Regions from separate parts of the Homo sapiens genome. Here region 2 is linked to region 1. A link is a loop called in an ENCODE intact Hi-C map of the cell type or tissue named here. Cell type or tissue: PC-9. All regions are shown on one strand.

Region 1 (8,000 bases):
ATAGTTTTGAAAATAAAGTTTTATTGTAACACAGGCAGATGCACTTGTTTATATATCATCTATGGCTGCTTTCATCTATGGAGTCTTGTAGTGTGCAGAGCCTAAAATATTTGTTGTCTGGGCCTCTAAGAAAACATTTGCTGGCCCCAGCTGTAGACAGATCCTCAACATTCGAGAAAACTTTCACTTGGGTTGATTGTGGGTTTCTCCTATGGTAGCAAGGTAGTCTTTTAGAAAGATTTCCTATAAATGTTAAAGAGCATAGTGAGCCAGTCCTTAAGCAGAATTCTGAAGTGCTTTGGCAGGTTGGGGTTCTGTTGTACTTCACTGCTGTATGCAGGTAACCAAGTGCTCCAAAGGATCAAGCACTATGACCAAGTGCTCTAAAGGAAAGCTAGTTGTCAGTGATGTATGAAACCAAATAAGCTAGTAACTGATGATATACATGTAGCATAGTTTGTCCAACAACCACAACTCCTGAGCTTGGACACGTGCTCATTACGGTTTTGACTGCCTTCTGTGTCTTTTCTCCATCCCAACCATTTTTGGTTTTCTTTCTTTTTCTTTTTTTTTTTTGAAGACTTCATTTATTTATTTAGGTTTTCTTTCTAAATATATTTGTTTTGAGAACCGTGTAATACATCTAGAGATGTAAGAATCACCTATGCTAGCATCAGATCAACAGTTGGAAATCACTGATTTAGGGAATAGAGCCAATAATCTGCGACTTTGCATCCCTCAGTCAGCCTTCCAGTCACTCCGTTGGTGAAAGCAAGAGGGTGGATGGCACTTGTGCTATAGACTTGCTTCTTATGAAATGGGAGCACTTTAGTAATATTTACTACAAATTAATAAGAATAACAGAATTTTAGAATTAAATGTCTATAAGTCATGAAAATGTATATAGTAGTATATGTTTTATGAATAACTATTACTATGTATTATATACTGATATTCACAGACATTAACCAGGTGCTTTCTTTCATATGTACTCAGTTTTTTAAAATAAAAAAGTAGGCAATCATAACCTGCATAACAAATTTTGGTAAATGATGGACTGCAGTGGTCCCATAAGATTATCATACTGTATTATAATTAAAAAGTCACATTTTTACTGTACTTTTTCTGTTTGGGTACACTTAAATACACGAGTTTAGGCATATGTTATTTTATTGCTTCGTAGATATTGCTTTTTTCTTCTTTTCATACTGAAGGTGTGTGGCAACCCTGCATTAAGCAAATCTGTAGGTACTATTTTTTCAGGTGTTCACCTCCTGTCTCTGTGTCGCATTTTGAGAATTCTCCTAATATTTCAAACTTCTGATTATTATTATATCTGTTACGGTGATCTGTGATCAGTGATCTTTGGTTTTGCTGTTGTGATTGTTTTCAGGCACCATGAACTGCACCCATAAAAGACAGTGAATTTAATCCGTAAATATTGTGTGTGTTCTGGCTGCTCCACCAACTGGCCATTACCACCCCCTGCCACCGCCGCCCCGTTCCCTGAGACACAACAATATTGAAATTAGGCCACTTAATAGCCCTCCATTGGCCTCCAAGTGGAGGAAGTAGTTGCAGATGTGGGGGAAATAGCAAGAGAGCTAGAATTAAAAGTAGAATCTGAAGATGTGACTGCTTTTATCGTGTGCAATCTCATAATAAAGTTTTCACTGATGAGGAGCTGCTTCTTATGGATCAACAAAGAATGTATTTTCTTAAGATGGAATCTATTCCTGGTGAAGATGCTGTGAATGTTGTCAAAATAACAAAAGAAGGGTTTATAATACTACATAGGTTTAGTTGTTAAAGCAGCAGCAGGGTTTGAGAGATTGACTCCAATTCTGAAACAAATTCTACTGCGGGTAAATGCTGTTACACAGCACTGGATGCTACAGAGAAATCTTTCCTGAAAGGAAGAGTCAGTGATTGCAGCAGACTTCATTGTTGTCTTATTGTAAGAAATGGCCACAGCCGCTCCAGCCTTTAGCAACCACCATCCTGATCAGTTAGCAGCCATCGACACTGAGGCAAGCCCTCTACCAGCAAAAGGCACAGATGGTCATTAACGGTTTTCAGTGATAAAGTAATTTTTAGTTAAGGTTGTACAGGGCTTTTAAAAACATACTATTATTACACACTTAATAAACTGCTTTTTCCTTTTGTATTGTTTCTTCAAACCTGAAATTGTGTATCTCCCTGGCTGTTCCATTACATATCTTTATTTTTATATTTACATACATACAGTATTCTTTTTGCCACAAATGTGGATATAATGATAGCTTTCTACTGGAAATACAGCTTCACATTATCTGTAATAGAGAATAGACTCTCTAGGGAAAAAGGTTTTGTTTATTATCTCAAACTGTTTAATATCTATGAGGAAATAGACATGTACAAAAATTTTCTTGCCTTATTACATTTCTTTGAAAAACTAAACAATCAGACTTGTCATAAAGATATTAATTATTATATAAGTTGTGAACTATGGGGAAAATATTGAGAGGTTTTTTTAATTATTTAAAAATAGTTCATAAATAAGTATATTAGTTTCTTTTCAAATATGTTATTTACCAGTAATAAAATCTACTCTTAAAGATTATGCTATAAATTGGAACATGGGAAGCAAGCCTATTTAGTAAAGCTAACAATATTTCTAGTTTTGACTGTTTATTACATTAGGAGGTAAATAAGAAGAATAACTACTGTTCATCACATATGTAATGTAACCAGTTGGGGCTAATTATGTCTTAATTCTTAACATTGGCAGAGTACTTTGGCATGCCATAAATACAAATATGGTGACCTTTACAAAACTATAAATAACACTAATATGAGTGTATTCTAAATTAAGAAAAAACATTTTGCATGATAATTAAGAGGGAACAAAAAATACATTCTACCTTCTACTTTTGGAAGGTTAAAAAATTTAATGATTAGATTATCCCTGATTTCCTAATTTTGATGACAGTAGCTATTGTGAATAAAGGGTGAAACACACATAATATTCAGCATTCTTTTTTTTTAAATGTGATTTTTCAGTTTTCAGTATGAGTGTAGAATTAGCCGCTTTGATTTCCTACACTAAGAACAGCAGCCTCGGTTTCTGTGAGACTTCCTAGGGTCCACGTCCTGGAGGAGAAAGCCCTGACCCAGGGGTGTGACGGAGAAAGTTGTTCTGTGCTGCCGGCTGTTGGCAGGCCTGCCTCTCATACCCAGCAGCCCTTTGCTTTCCGCAGGAGATCAGTTGAAGATTTCCGTCTTTCGATGAGGATATTTTTCTTATGTTGACTCATTTTAGTCTTTCGATCATTAGGAAAGTTTGGGCAATGTAGTAACCTCTACTTCCAGGACTGACTGAGGAGGTGATGTTTGGTTACATGAGCCTACCTCGTGGGCCGTTGGTTACCAGCCGTGAGTCACTCATAGGGATTGGCTTCATCCCTGGATACCTTTAGCCTGAGTAAGAAATCACGTTCCCTGTTGACAGCGTATTTCTTCCATTCTCCTCCCACTCTTTCTTCTCTCAGTGTTTAAGAATGGGACATTTACTCAGTCTGGGTAAAGCATTCTCTCTCCCTGTGGATCTTCTTTTCTCTTCCTTTCCATATTTGCCTAACGCCTAACTGAGCCTCTCTTCTACTTGCCATATGTAACTTTGCTCCTCTGTCTCTGACCATGGGGCCTTGCAACAGATCCATCACTACCTTCTTCCCCCAGGAGCGCTTCCGTTGCTAAACTGTCTGTTCAGAATTTCATGAGATCCTAGTAAATACTTCCAGAAAGCTGGTTTATTTTGTATTTCATTCTGAGTCACGAAGAACTTTTTTTAATCATCTCCCAGCTGAGGAATCAGAGGGGTTTGGCTATCATCATCATCATCATCCTTACTGTGAAAAATGCACGCTCATTAGCTCTTCGTGTTGCGTTTGACATAGTGATTTAATACTCCACAGGTACTTTCAGAGACATTTTGACTAACTTGTTTAACTTACAAATTTTTTATCTGTATGTGGAAATGAAATTCATGTGTACTTCTATTTTTCTCTATTTTTTAATTTTAAAAATGTGTATTAAGCCATTAGATACTATTTTTTCCTTGAAAGAGCTTCTAGGGAGCAGCCAGTTAACATCCACCTGTAGGTATTCTCCCAAAATACCCTCAGAATTTGTGAAATAGGAATTTAAAGCTTCTTTCATCTCCCTTTTTTCAGCAATGAGGAAACAGAAGCAGCATGAGATTGAGTTGTCCAAGGTCGTGAAGCCAATAAATGCTAACACGGAGACCAGAAATAATCCTAGGAGAAGTCATGTAAATATTGTACATATTTGTGGAAATAACATATATACGAATTTTAGAGTTGAACTTGAGCAAAGAAACCCCTGTGACACTGAGTGGGCCACCTCAGCTTGGCAGTGAAGCAAGTGGACAAGTTGGAAACGGAATGTCTCAGCTGCTCTTATCTTTGTAAAAGACCATTAGTTTGCTTAAAGGCAATATTCCTTTAAGATGTTTGACAGAAATAATTACAATAAACATAGTTTTATAATATTAGAATATAAATGTGATATGAAATAAATAACTTCTCTTGCCTGTTATCAAGAAGTTGGTAATAGGAAGAACTAATATAAAAGACATTAAAAATCAGGCCGGGCATGGTGGTCATGCTTGTAATTCCAGCACTTTGGGAGGCTAAGACAGGAGGATAACTTGAGGCCAGGAGTTGTAGACCAGCCTGAGCAATATAGTGAAACCTCATCCCTACCACAAAATAAAAAATAAAACATTAAAAATCATGTGGCAATGGGAAGCTATAAAGTACTTTAAATATACCCATAATTAACCGTGTGAGATTGCCACAAATGGATGGTGTACTAGCACTGTTTAGATACTGAGCCATTTCTAGATGAGATAGGACATTCCTTTAAATATGGGCTTCATAAGAAATCATATACATCAGTCTAAACACAGTATTCACCTGACTGAAAGAATCTGGCATTTTTAAGGTTCATGAACTTGTGGTTTTGAGTTTTCGTCTTGAGCATTTTTTTAGCTGCCAAGTACTTTGCTTTATAAAATGTCTGACTGTATTTATCTTTATAAATTAATCTTCAGAATTTTTAAAATAATTCATGTAAAAATTACTTGTCAAAATTTAAGTAAAATTTGGGGTAATTTTCCTTTTGATTTGTTTTTTAAAGATTGTCTTTATTTGTTGCTGTAAAGATAAGATTAATGCTCTAGAATAGTGGTTCTCAACTAGGGGTGGGGAATGGGGAGAGAGTGGCTCTTTCCTCCAGAGGACGTCTGGCAGTGTCTGGAGATATTTTTCTTGTCCCAACGGAGGAGGGGGCTACTATTGGTGTCTGGTAGGTAGAGGCCAGGGATGCTGCTGAACATCCTACAGTGCACGGGATGGCTCTATAACAAACGCCTGTCCTGTCCAGATGGTTCATAGTGGTGTGCACGGGATGGCTCTATAACAAACGCCTGTCCTGTCCAGATGGTTCATGGTGGTGAGGATAAGAAACTCTGCCCTAGGATGTCATCCTTCCAAATGTGCTTGCAGAATCTGTGTGAATGCCACCTGTAACAGATGAGATGAATGCCATCTCATTTTTCGTTACACTTCAGTTTTACTTTACAGTAAATTCTTCATAGAACAACAGTAGGGTCTCATTTTTCTTTAGGTATCACTTTCACTTTACAGTAAATTCTTCATAGAACTTTAGCAAACATTTACGTGAACACCAAAGAAAACATTCGGATTCAAATAGCTCCAGGGCCTTAAGTATTATGGTCTGCTGCAGGTCAGACCCAACTCAAACCCAGGACTCTTCTAATCATTGGAGGCTGAACCCTCACCTCAGTGACCCACTGATTCACGAGCCAAGTCAAGATGGGTTTGGGACCCTCCCAAGCCTCCAAAATCAATGAACATGTTTACTTTTTGTTATTAGTTATAAGAATAACACATTTTTCATTTGAGAATAAGTTGTAGAGTCCATGATCTGGCTTTGATATAAAACAACAGTTAGAACTGATTCAAGATTATCTTTCAATGCATAGGATTATACTAATATTAGTGTGAAGGGTTCACTGCATATGAGAATTTTCCTTTAAAACTATTAGAATTCATAGATGTTTTAGTGCTTTAGGGAATAATATAATGCATGATAGAAATTAGGTAACTGGGACTTGTTTTCAGTTAATCACAATAGGCAGAAAACACTTTCTCTCTGTGTAAATACTACATATAACATGTCTAAATAAAATAATCTTTAAAAAATTACTGAATATTGGCCAGTTTGGCAAATTCAAATCATGCACTGTAGAAGTATCAAACAGGCAAACCAATAGCAAATACCTTAATATTTTGTTTGTATTTCTAGCTATAAAAGGTGCTTTGTGGCTTTTGTAGATGAGCATCAGAGACTTAATTTATTGCAAAAAATTTTAGCAGCCCATTGTGAAATCAGGGGATGAAGTAATCTCCTGTTGGAGTTCAGTAGAGCATTATAGGTTTTACACAATACCATTTGTCTGTCCATAAATGGTTAGATTGTTGGCCGCTACTCTTGGACCCACCAGGTTCTGGGTAGCCTTTCTGGTTGGGGCACAAAGTGACATCATCTGGTTTACCATTGCATTTGTAGACTATGATACTTCATAGATGACATGTACACTTGGCGATCACAAAGCTGTCTGGCCCATGTTATTCTTTGTGGAGAGATGAGGTGTAATTGCTTAAACATAAAAGACTTTTGAAGCAATACTTGGTCTAATGCAGGTGCTGATTACCACCAAACAAAATGAAATCCCTCCCATCTCCTGAGGTGAGATTTCTGGAATTGTTAAATTGAATTCAAGGGGTTGTTTTTCAGTGTTTTGTAATGTCTGTGACATTTATGTTTGAAACCAAACTGATAACTGTCTGATGACATGTAGCACAGTTCCCTGCAATATAGCCACGCAGTATATATACACAGAGAATTTGGCCACTCATCATCAGCTGTGTGCATTTGGGCACGTCACTTACTCAGATCTCAGTTTCTGCATCTGCACATGGAGAGGTTAATAACGCCCACCTGATGGAGCAAAGTGCAGCTCTGTCATTTCAGCTCACTGTGAAGGTGATGGGGAAAACTTACAGGGAAAAGATTAATACAGTGCATAGTAGATTTTGAAGATTTATTTCATATTTCCTTTCTCTTTTCTTCCCTGTTCCTGTATTTTCAATGCTGAAAGCTAGAGAATTAGTTTTTTTACTCCTTCCCTTCCAAAGTGAAAGACCCTGTTGGAGGCAGCTCTGTTAGTGGGATTGCTGTGGCTACTGGCATAAGAGGACAGTGAGAAATGTGAACGCTGCAGTGCCAGCCAACAGAAGATGGTCCTGAACCAAAAGCCAAGAATCTTTCAGTGGTGTTGACAGATAAAACAGAGTAGTTCGGCGAGACACCCGTGAATTGCAAAAAAATAAAATGTAAGTAGTATTGAAGAATTGCTGGAATCACAGGAAAAGCCATTCAAAACGAGATTTTGGCAGGTAAACCAGTTAACATTTGAATTAGGAAAGTCAAGAAAAGACGATGATGAATGAAAGGCTTATGGATAAATATCAAGGACGTGTGAAAGATTCTTAAGAAAATTAGTGAAACTGTCAAGTATTTTTTTTTTAATAGAGACACAGCCTCACTGTGTTGTACAGTGCTCAGGCTGGAGTACAGCGGTGATCATAGTTCACTGCAGCCTCGGACTCCTGGGCTCGAGAGATCCTCCTGCCATTGCCTCCTGAGCAGCTGGGTCGACAGGTGTACACTACCACACCAGGCTAATTTTTTCAAGTATTTTTTTAAGTGATACATGTATTTTTTTAATGGTCCTGTAAAAATCTTACATGAAATGTATATGGTTGTGTCAATTACAAGAAGAAAACCTTACTTTACTTTGTGACTAGACTAACAAAAATTACATAGATGCAGTTGTAATTTAAATTTTG
Region 2 (8,000 bases), 480 kb before region 1:
CAACTATAGACAGAGTTCAAGCTATTTCTCTTGGCATTTCTTTGCCCACGTCAAACAAGGGCTAAGTCTAGACACCTGTTTGGATGTGTTCTGTGTTACGTAAAGCAAAGCGGATGGATACCCTACAGTGGCTAAGAGCTCTGGCCCGCTACTCCAGAGGAATTTGAATTGGAGAAATTGTTATAGAACAGCTTTCCCACACCAGAGATAGGAAAGAGAGGTGACTTTGGTACTGAGAGAAAAGAAGGAAAGAGAAGGAATAAGATGAAGAAATATTGAAGGGAGACAAAGAGAAGGGGAAGGGAGGGAAGAGGAGGCAAAAATGGAGCCGAAAGGAGGAAGCTTTTGGTGCTACAGGGCCCACCTCATTCATGCTAGCCTGTGCCCTGGTGGACCTATGTCTTACACGCACCCTGACAGAAGCTGGATGGCAGCGCCCAGCCACACTGCGTGGCAAGCATTGTCTTCTAGTGTTGAGATAGCTTCACAAAGAGCTCCAGGAATCCCACTGCCAGAGGTCATGAACTGGGCAAAATGGTGCTCTTTCCAGAAAAAAAACGTGGAGTCTGCAGGAGAGAATTATGGATCAACAAACCAGAGTCCAGTAAAAGAGAAAAGTGAATCTGGAGAGAATTGAGGAAGACATTTTAATGGAAATTTTCAAACATATGGCAAAACAGAGTAATCTAATAAACCTCCCTGTGCCCAACACGTAGCTTCAATAACAGTTAGCTCACACCCAAGCCGGTCTCACCTAGACCCTTACCTGCATCCCCTACTAGCTCGCCCCACTGGGCGGTTCTGAAGCAAATCCCAGACCTCATTCCATTTCCTTCATATAAACTCCAAGGGAAAGTAAAACTTAAAGAAAAGCAAAAGTAAAGCTACTGAAGAAAAATTTGAAGGGCCCAGTGGGGAAAGGAGAAAAGAAATTCATCCCTAGGAATTATTCTCAGATTTTGGTAACATTTTACTTTGTAAATAAGACATAAGATTCCATTACCACTCCTTTTTATTAATACTACAGCAGAAATCAGACAGTTCATAGGGAAACATGACTGATATTGGGGGGAAATCTACCCACCCCATAGGGTTAAACATGAAAGAAACATTTGAGCTGTGTTGGTCCGTGGTGACAATGTTTTTTAAAATATATGGGCTGTGACCATATTTTTAAAGTTTGTATTTATTTTGCTTCGTTCCATGAGATGTAAACTGGGATATTCAGTTATAAAACAGCATTTTATGGCTTCTGGGTAATTCCCCAAGAGAGGAAAATAAAGTTTCTTTGCCTCCAAAAAAGTGATAAATGTTTAATGAAACATCTAGACCTTTCCCCCTTAAAGTTTAGGCATGACTTTAGAATATTTTTATAAGCATCTGATATCTTCCACCTGAATTTAGCTGATGAATCAGAGCCCAGGTACGGGTCTGGAAAAAGGAAAAGAAATACGTGAGGTTCCCAAAGCAGGATTTGCTCTTTAGTGCTGGGAATTGCCAATCAAATGAGAGCTGTGTGCCTAGGAGGTTCATGAATTGCCTCCAAAGAACAAACCCCACTCGGAAACTACGGACGAAGGTTCAGAATGTCATCCTTAGCTCCAATTGCTGGCTACTTAAAAAGTATGACTATTTTCTCTTTCACACACATACACAGGCACATCCACATACACAGTCCATAAAGGGTTTTCCAGCATCAGGTGGCTTTTAACTTAACTAGTTTCAGGGAGGTATAAAACAAACTGGAAACAAATATGTGAGATGTCACTTAGAATAAAACAAAGATTTCCAAGCAAAAGAGGAAAAATCTTGAAAAGGCATAGTTAAGATTTCACCAAAGCTTAAACCTTTCTCAGTGAGCTCTAGACCCGCGAGCCCCTGATGCAGACAGTCCTGCCCCACCGCCTTCGTCCGCGGTGACTTCCTCTCCGTGTAGCGTGGCTGGTGAGAGTCGTGGCTGTGAACACCCGCATCGCAATGGGCACGCCATCCTCAAGGTGCGGACTTGCCCCCTTTTCGCCCCTTTTATTTCCTGTTATGGTGTTATTTGCTGCCTTATTTTTATACCTCTGGTTTTCATTTAATAAAAGTCAGAAGTAATAGACTGTAAATCTCTTTATGTTCTATGCGGCTGGGCCAGCCAATCCTCAGCCCCTACCTGAGACCTCTCCTGCCAAAGCCCACGGTTCCAGCCCCAGGGGAGGGCAAGCCGGGCGGGGAGGCAGGGAATGGAGACTTTTTGCCCGGGGCCTGTTAACCTGAGTATACTTTCTCCTTCTCGGGTTTGTTTTCTCAGCTGGTGGCACACGCTCTGCTCCAGCACCACTAGGCCTAGTGGAAAACGGCTTCCTCCAAGATCTAACGGTCCATTTTAAAGAAGTGGTTTGGAGTTCAGAAGAAGGGAGCTCAGTTATAGCTCTGTGCCCAGCTTTCTCTGTTTTTCTTAGTCCATGGAAATAGGAGATGTGTAAATAGTTCATATTTCACATTCCACCTGTACCAAAATCAGCCAAGGCAGACAAGGCTGGCTCTTTAGACCCTCCTGCACTTCAACCATTAGTGTCTTCCCACACTCTCCTTAAGTCCCCATCACCCGATTTTCTACCAATTCCCCGCCACACACGCACACTTGTTCACATCCCAAGGGAAAATATGTCTTTTCCTGAAATCATCCATCCTTACAACATCCTATGATGCGTTGACTTTTCTGTTCTGAGCCCCAGCTTGACATACCAATGGGCATCCTTGTAATTATCGGCACTCAGAGGGGGGTTTATTCCTCTTTTTTTCTCTAACCAAACATTAGCAAAAGTTGGCCTCGAAGAACCTAGCTGACAGCTCTCAACTGGGAACTGAAGAGGAGAGACATCAGGACGTTTGCGGCAGCCTGAGAAGGAACGCACCTGTCCTCTGTGGGTGTCCTCTGACCCACATCTTCCCTTTTTTTTTAAAACCTCAGCTGGAAAATGGCCCTAGAGCTTCCATGGGCAAAGAGTCCCCCGCCTGTCATGGAGCAGACACTCAAACAGGTCCCTTGCTTGAAGATTACTGTGAAAGGAATGAATGAGTGATTAGCGATGGCGCGGACCAGCTCTGTAAAACCCCTAATGACAGAAGGGACAGAGGAACATGTTCCACCTGCCTTCAAGCTCTCCAGCTGTTACTGACACCTACACAGAGGCCAGAGCTAGATGGCCTTCAGGGGTATTTTGAGATGAGGTAGAACCTGCCCCGTTAAGCAGCAGCCCTGGCCTCAGGCCAGGCCCAGAGGAAACGTGTTGGGAGCCAGGAATGCCCAATTCCTATTCCAGGGGCCTCTTTCCCTGCTAGAAACGGGAAGGAGGAGGAGGAAGCTTCTCTGTGTCTTAGAGTCTCAAGGGTCAGTGAAGTATCTTGAGGAAAGAAATAAAGAAGAAGGAAGGAGGGAGAGTAAGCAGGGAACGGCAGAGACGATGTTGAAGAGAAGGACGGAGACGTCCCCCGGGACCGTGAGGTGGGCCCTCCTTGTTGCCATAACTCCAGCTGCTAATTTCCAGTTGTCAAGATTCATCTCCCAGAAAAGTAAAAGCTGAAAAGAACGTGTAATCTTCTTGAGAGAGACCCCACAGTATCTCCAGATGTTTTGGGTTATTCTGTGGTGAGGGGAAAAGGCCTAGGTTGAGAGAAGCAAATATGTTCATTCTTTGAAAGGAGGAAGGTCACCAAGTGGGAACGGTTTCCAGCCTTTGGAAGTATCGCATTTCAGCAGAAGGAGCCAGGAATAAGATATCATTTGTTACCTTTGCTAATCCATTAAGTAGACATTGGACAGCTGAGCTATTATTTGGAACTCTCTGCTATGTATCCTCTAACAAGGAAACAGTGTCCTGCTGAGTTTAGGTGTGGTGTGCGCTAAGGCGACATAAAACTTTCAGCAGCTTTCGATGAAGCTGATTTTTATTTTAGGGAACAGCACACACTGAATCAGTAGGAGAGATTGAAACCGCGGCCTTCCCTCCCCTCATCAGGAAACGCATTATTAGTAAATTACTGGATGCTTTAAACGGTTTATGGTGACGTTTTAAATCAAATCTACCCCCAGAAATAGGGTTTGTATTGAGCATGTGTGTGGTGGGGTTTTCTCCCTAAATGCAGTACCTCAGAATCATTGCAAAGGAGCGATGACATCCAGCTTCTCATTCTCCTGATAAAAACACGGAGGTCTGGGGAGGGTCAGTGACTGCATGAGAGCACAAGCTAACGTGGCGGCAGGGCCAGGACTGGAGCTGTGAGTGGTGTTTCAGAGTGCCAGCTGTCGCCCGGGCAGAACACGCATGGACCCAGGAACCACGTGATGGTCCTTGCCACTCCAGTGCCTGCCTGTTGTCTGCACCTTACCTGGGCTTTGGGCTTAGGTCAGCAGCTCTGTCTTCCAGCATGGCTTCTGTTTCTAGTTTGAGCAACACTGAAGGACCAGGGGCAGGGGCGGCCCCGAGCCCAGTGCCAGGTCCTGTGTGGAATAGAAAGGTGTGTGAGCTGCGGATGCTGGAAGCCTGACCCCACCATGACATCGTTCTGCATGACTTGCAGGTGATTCACACAGACCAGCCAGCACTGGCTGCTGCACCGTCCTTCCTCATTCCCATGACACAGCACAGGCCATGGCAGGTAAAGACAGAGGGCAAATTGAAAATACAGGTTAAAAGGCTCCTTTTCATTGAGTCCTGTTCACCTGACAATGACCCGTTGAGTAGGAAGTGTGGGGCTGACAGGTGGAGTGAGCCTAAGGCTAAGCCACAAGCGAGGGGCCCAGGCTGGGCCTGGAGCATGGTGTCGCCAGCTTCGAACCCTGCCCAGACAGCCGTGTCTCCCACGCCTCCTCAAAGAGGGCCTCTGATGCACAAGTGCTGTTTTGCTTGGCCAGCATAAGTTCCCTCTTCTGCTAACAGCCCCTCAGGTTTCCTGTGGGCCTGACTGTACCCTAGACTCAGGCTTTTGGAGGGTTGGCTGGACACCAAGCTCCTGGCGGGGTGCAGGGGCATTCCACCTGCCTTGCCTTGGTGATTGGCTCAGCGGGGCGATCATGATCCCAGCTGGGTGCAGAGACGCTGTCATGAAGAGAAGCTTCCTCTTTCTGCTGGAACTGCCAGCCATAAAGGTCAAGTAAGTCCTGAGCTTTCAGTTTCCCCCTGAGAGCAAAGCCACCAGGTAGGAAAGCTGAGATACAGAGGGCAGCGGGAAAGGGAGAGACCAAATCCGAATGACCGCATCCTGGAAGGCCTGGGATTCAATTGTGCCCCAGATTGAATCCAACACTGTTCAGTAGGTTCCCATTCTGCCTAAGTCAACAGTTACATTTCTGTCACTGCATCAAATACCAGGTTCATAATTCCAGTGTCCACATAGGGCTATGGGAAAAAACAGGAAAACTCTGAGGCAATTGCCAGTAAAGAATGTAAGCCTAATCGCATTCCACCAAGAGTTCTCCCAAAGCCCCCCTGCAGCCTTGCACTCGGGAGAGCCTCATTTAGCAGTGGAGACACACAACAGTGGCTGCCTCCATTTTGCTCCCTGCTTTGAATTGAGCATGAATTGTGCCATGATGGGGTGCACAGAAGGTAGGGCCGAAGAGCAGAGGCAGACCACCCAGCTGAGCCTGGGACAAAAGACAGCTCTCAAGACAGTTTGCAGGATGAGGGAGAACAAGAAGAGGAACATTTGGGGAGCAGGGGAGATGAAAAGCCCACTTTTAGAAATATGAAATTTTGGGCTATCTGCAGGACATCTGAGTAGTCATGTCCACTCAGGATGTAAAACGCAATTCTTAAAGTAATGGTGGACAGACATATGGGTCGGAGATACCAAATTTGTAGTCAACAACATTTGGGCAGTGGGGTTGGGGGAAGGTAGAAGGAGAGGTAGGGTTAGTTAAAACCATGGACACAGATGGATGAGGCTGCCCAGAGACAAGATGAGAGAGGAAGACGACACAGCCAGCCCTTGTGGGACAGCAGCCTTTAAAGGGCAGGACTGGGAGTGGGAACCAGGAAGGAAAACAAAAAGAAATGGTCAAGAATGAGAAGAAAAAAAAAACCAATGGGAAATGTCACTGAGGCTAAGCAAGAGAGTGTTTCCAAAAATAAAAGCCATTGAAAAAACCAAATGCCATGGAGATCAAAGAGAAGAAAAGCTGGGAAGGATCCCTGGGATTTAGTGGCCTTCTGCAGAGCAGCTTCATTGGTGTGACAGTGGCATGGACCACACCAGACACACTGAGCTGTCCCTTTCCTGAAGCGTCCTGCCTCTCTCCAAGAGTTCTGTGTGTTTCTCTCTCTCTCCTCCTCCTTCCCTGAGCCCCATACTTGTCTCTGTGTCTCCTCGTTGTGCATGCCTCCATGACCACGCTTAGTACATTCCAGGGAAATGATTCCCTTTGCATTTTTCTTTCTTACCAGACCATGAGCTCCTCCAAGCCAGGGACTCTGTGACTCATCTTTCTCTTTTAAGCATTGAACTTTGGTATCACTTACATCTGACAAAACGCACACATCTTAAGTAAGCAACTCAACTGATTTTTAGACACGCATCCACCTGGGTGATCCCAGCTAGATGAAGACATACAAGTTTCTAGAACCCGAGACCCCTGCCCCATGACCCCTCCCAGTTGACACTATTCTGACCTCCATCGCCAGGAATTAGTTTTGCCCAGTTTTGAACTTCATAGAAACGGAGCCATGGAGTCTGTACTCTTTGGAGCTGTCTGCTGTCACTTGACCTTTTGTCATCGTATTGCAGGTAACAGTAATCTGCTCCCTTCCACTGCTCTGTGTTGAATGAATCTACCATAATTTACGTGTCCACGGTTCTGTACGCAGACACGTGAGTTGTTTCCAGATTGTGCTGTTAAGAACAAGGCTGCTATGGGCACTCTGGTCCATCTCTTTAGTGGACATAGAACTCATGCTGGGAGGGACATGCTCCGGAGCCTGACTGGCATCTGATCGTTTCAGTACTCTCTCCTCATCCTATACATGGGGCCAATAGAGTAGACACCTAATAAGTAAAAATCACCCTGAAGTCATAAGCAAGTTTTCAGCAAATCTCTTACAGGAAGTTACAGTTAAAGCCGTTTCATAGGGTCTTTGTGGTATCATCAACAAATATTTTTGATTCAGTTTCCAAAAGCTCATGAGTAGGCCAAAAGATCAATTAGCAGACAACATCAGCCCCTCTACTTAAAGAAGTCATAATACAGGCTCATATATGTATATATATATATATATATTCAGTAGATAAGGTGAACAGCTTTTGTAATGAATAAGATAGCATATGAAGAATTTGTCTTCAAAGAAGACTCAGAAATAGGATCTGCAGTTTCACCAAGGGGAGAGATGAGACATGTACTCTACTCTAGGTTGGAAGGAGGGCCGGGTCAATGTAACTATTATTTTGCACAAAAAAATATGCTTGGGCAGGAATGGGGCCTCAGCAGGTGCCTCAATAAGTACCCCAGGAATGAACCTCACCAATCAAGATACCAAATTTGGGGGCTTACTTGTGAGATTCAGTTTTCACTGGTTAGAAGAAGTAAGCACTCCGGGAAAGCCAAGGAAGCAGGAGAAACCAGCCTTCGTAGTATGAAGAATGACATCAGGAAATGCCAGAGTTTCAGACTGTCACTATGTCCCCCTATCCTCACCCCCACTTTGAGGGGCAGAATTTGACCACAGGCTTGGCCTGAGTTTGCATAAAAAGAAGTGAAATCTTACCTGAAAGAAAGGATAAAAGGAACTGCAAGACACTGCAACTTCCGGTTTGGATGCAAGCCTTTTTCTTCATTCCACTTTCCTCCTTCTCCCAGGCCTCTGCCCAACCCATCACCCCAAGGCAGGATGCAAATCCAAATTTGAAGCCAATAGGATTTACTGGTGTTTTTCTGAGTGGCCTCCGTCCCCTTGGAACACTTTCCAAGAGGGAGGGAAATGACTATCTGCCTGCCCTGCTTAAAGTATCCATGCAAA

The links. Hi-C counts contacts between places; a loop is a spot of excess contacts. Peaks named below come from ENCODE experiments on the same cell type or tissue, not always from the same donor. Only the 100,000 strongest peaks of a DNase experiment are listed, where the experiment ranks them.
Region 2: a loop joins it to region 1, with 3 times the contacts of the local background. A loop is called at or near these places in 2 of 110 quality-filtered maps.

What each region holds. Positions count from the first base shown.
Region 1 is chr6:1,948,344-1,956,343 of GRCh38, reverse strand. The region is part of intron 6 of GMDS (GDP-mannose 4,6-dehydratase); the gene reads left to right. Among named protein-coding and RNA genes, the nearest start is that of GMDS, 290 kb to the left of the region's middle. RefSeq lists an enhancer at 2,730-3,929. In PC-9, no CTCF peak of the experiment used is centred here; DNase peaks (open chromatin) are centred at 3,333 and 6,523; H3K4me3 peaks cover 580 bases; H3K27ac peaks cover 1,961 bases.
Region 2 is chr6:2,430,883-2,438,882 of GRCh38, reverse strand. No RefSeq gene overlaps it. Among named protein-coding and RNA genes, the nearest start is that of GMDS-DT, 190 kb to the right of the region's middle. RefSeq lists enhancers at 3,987-4,720, 3,859-5,058. In PC-9, no CTCF peak of the experiment used is centred here; DNase peaks (open chromatin) are centred at 4,592 and 6,402; H3K4me3 peaks cover 367 bases; H3K27ac peaks cover 3,761 bases.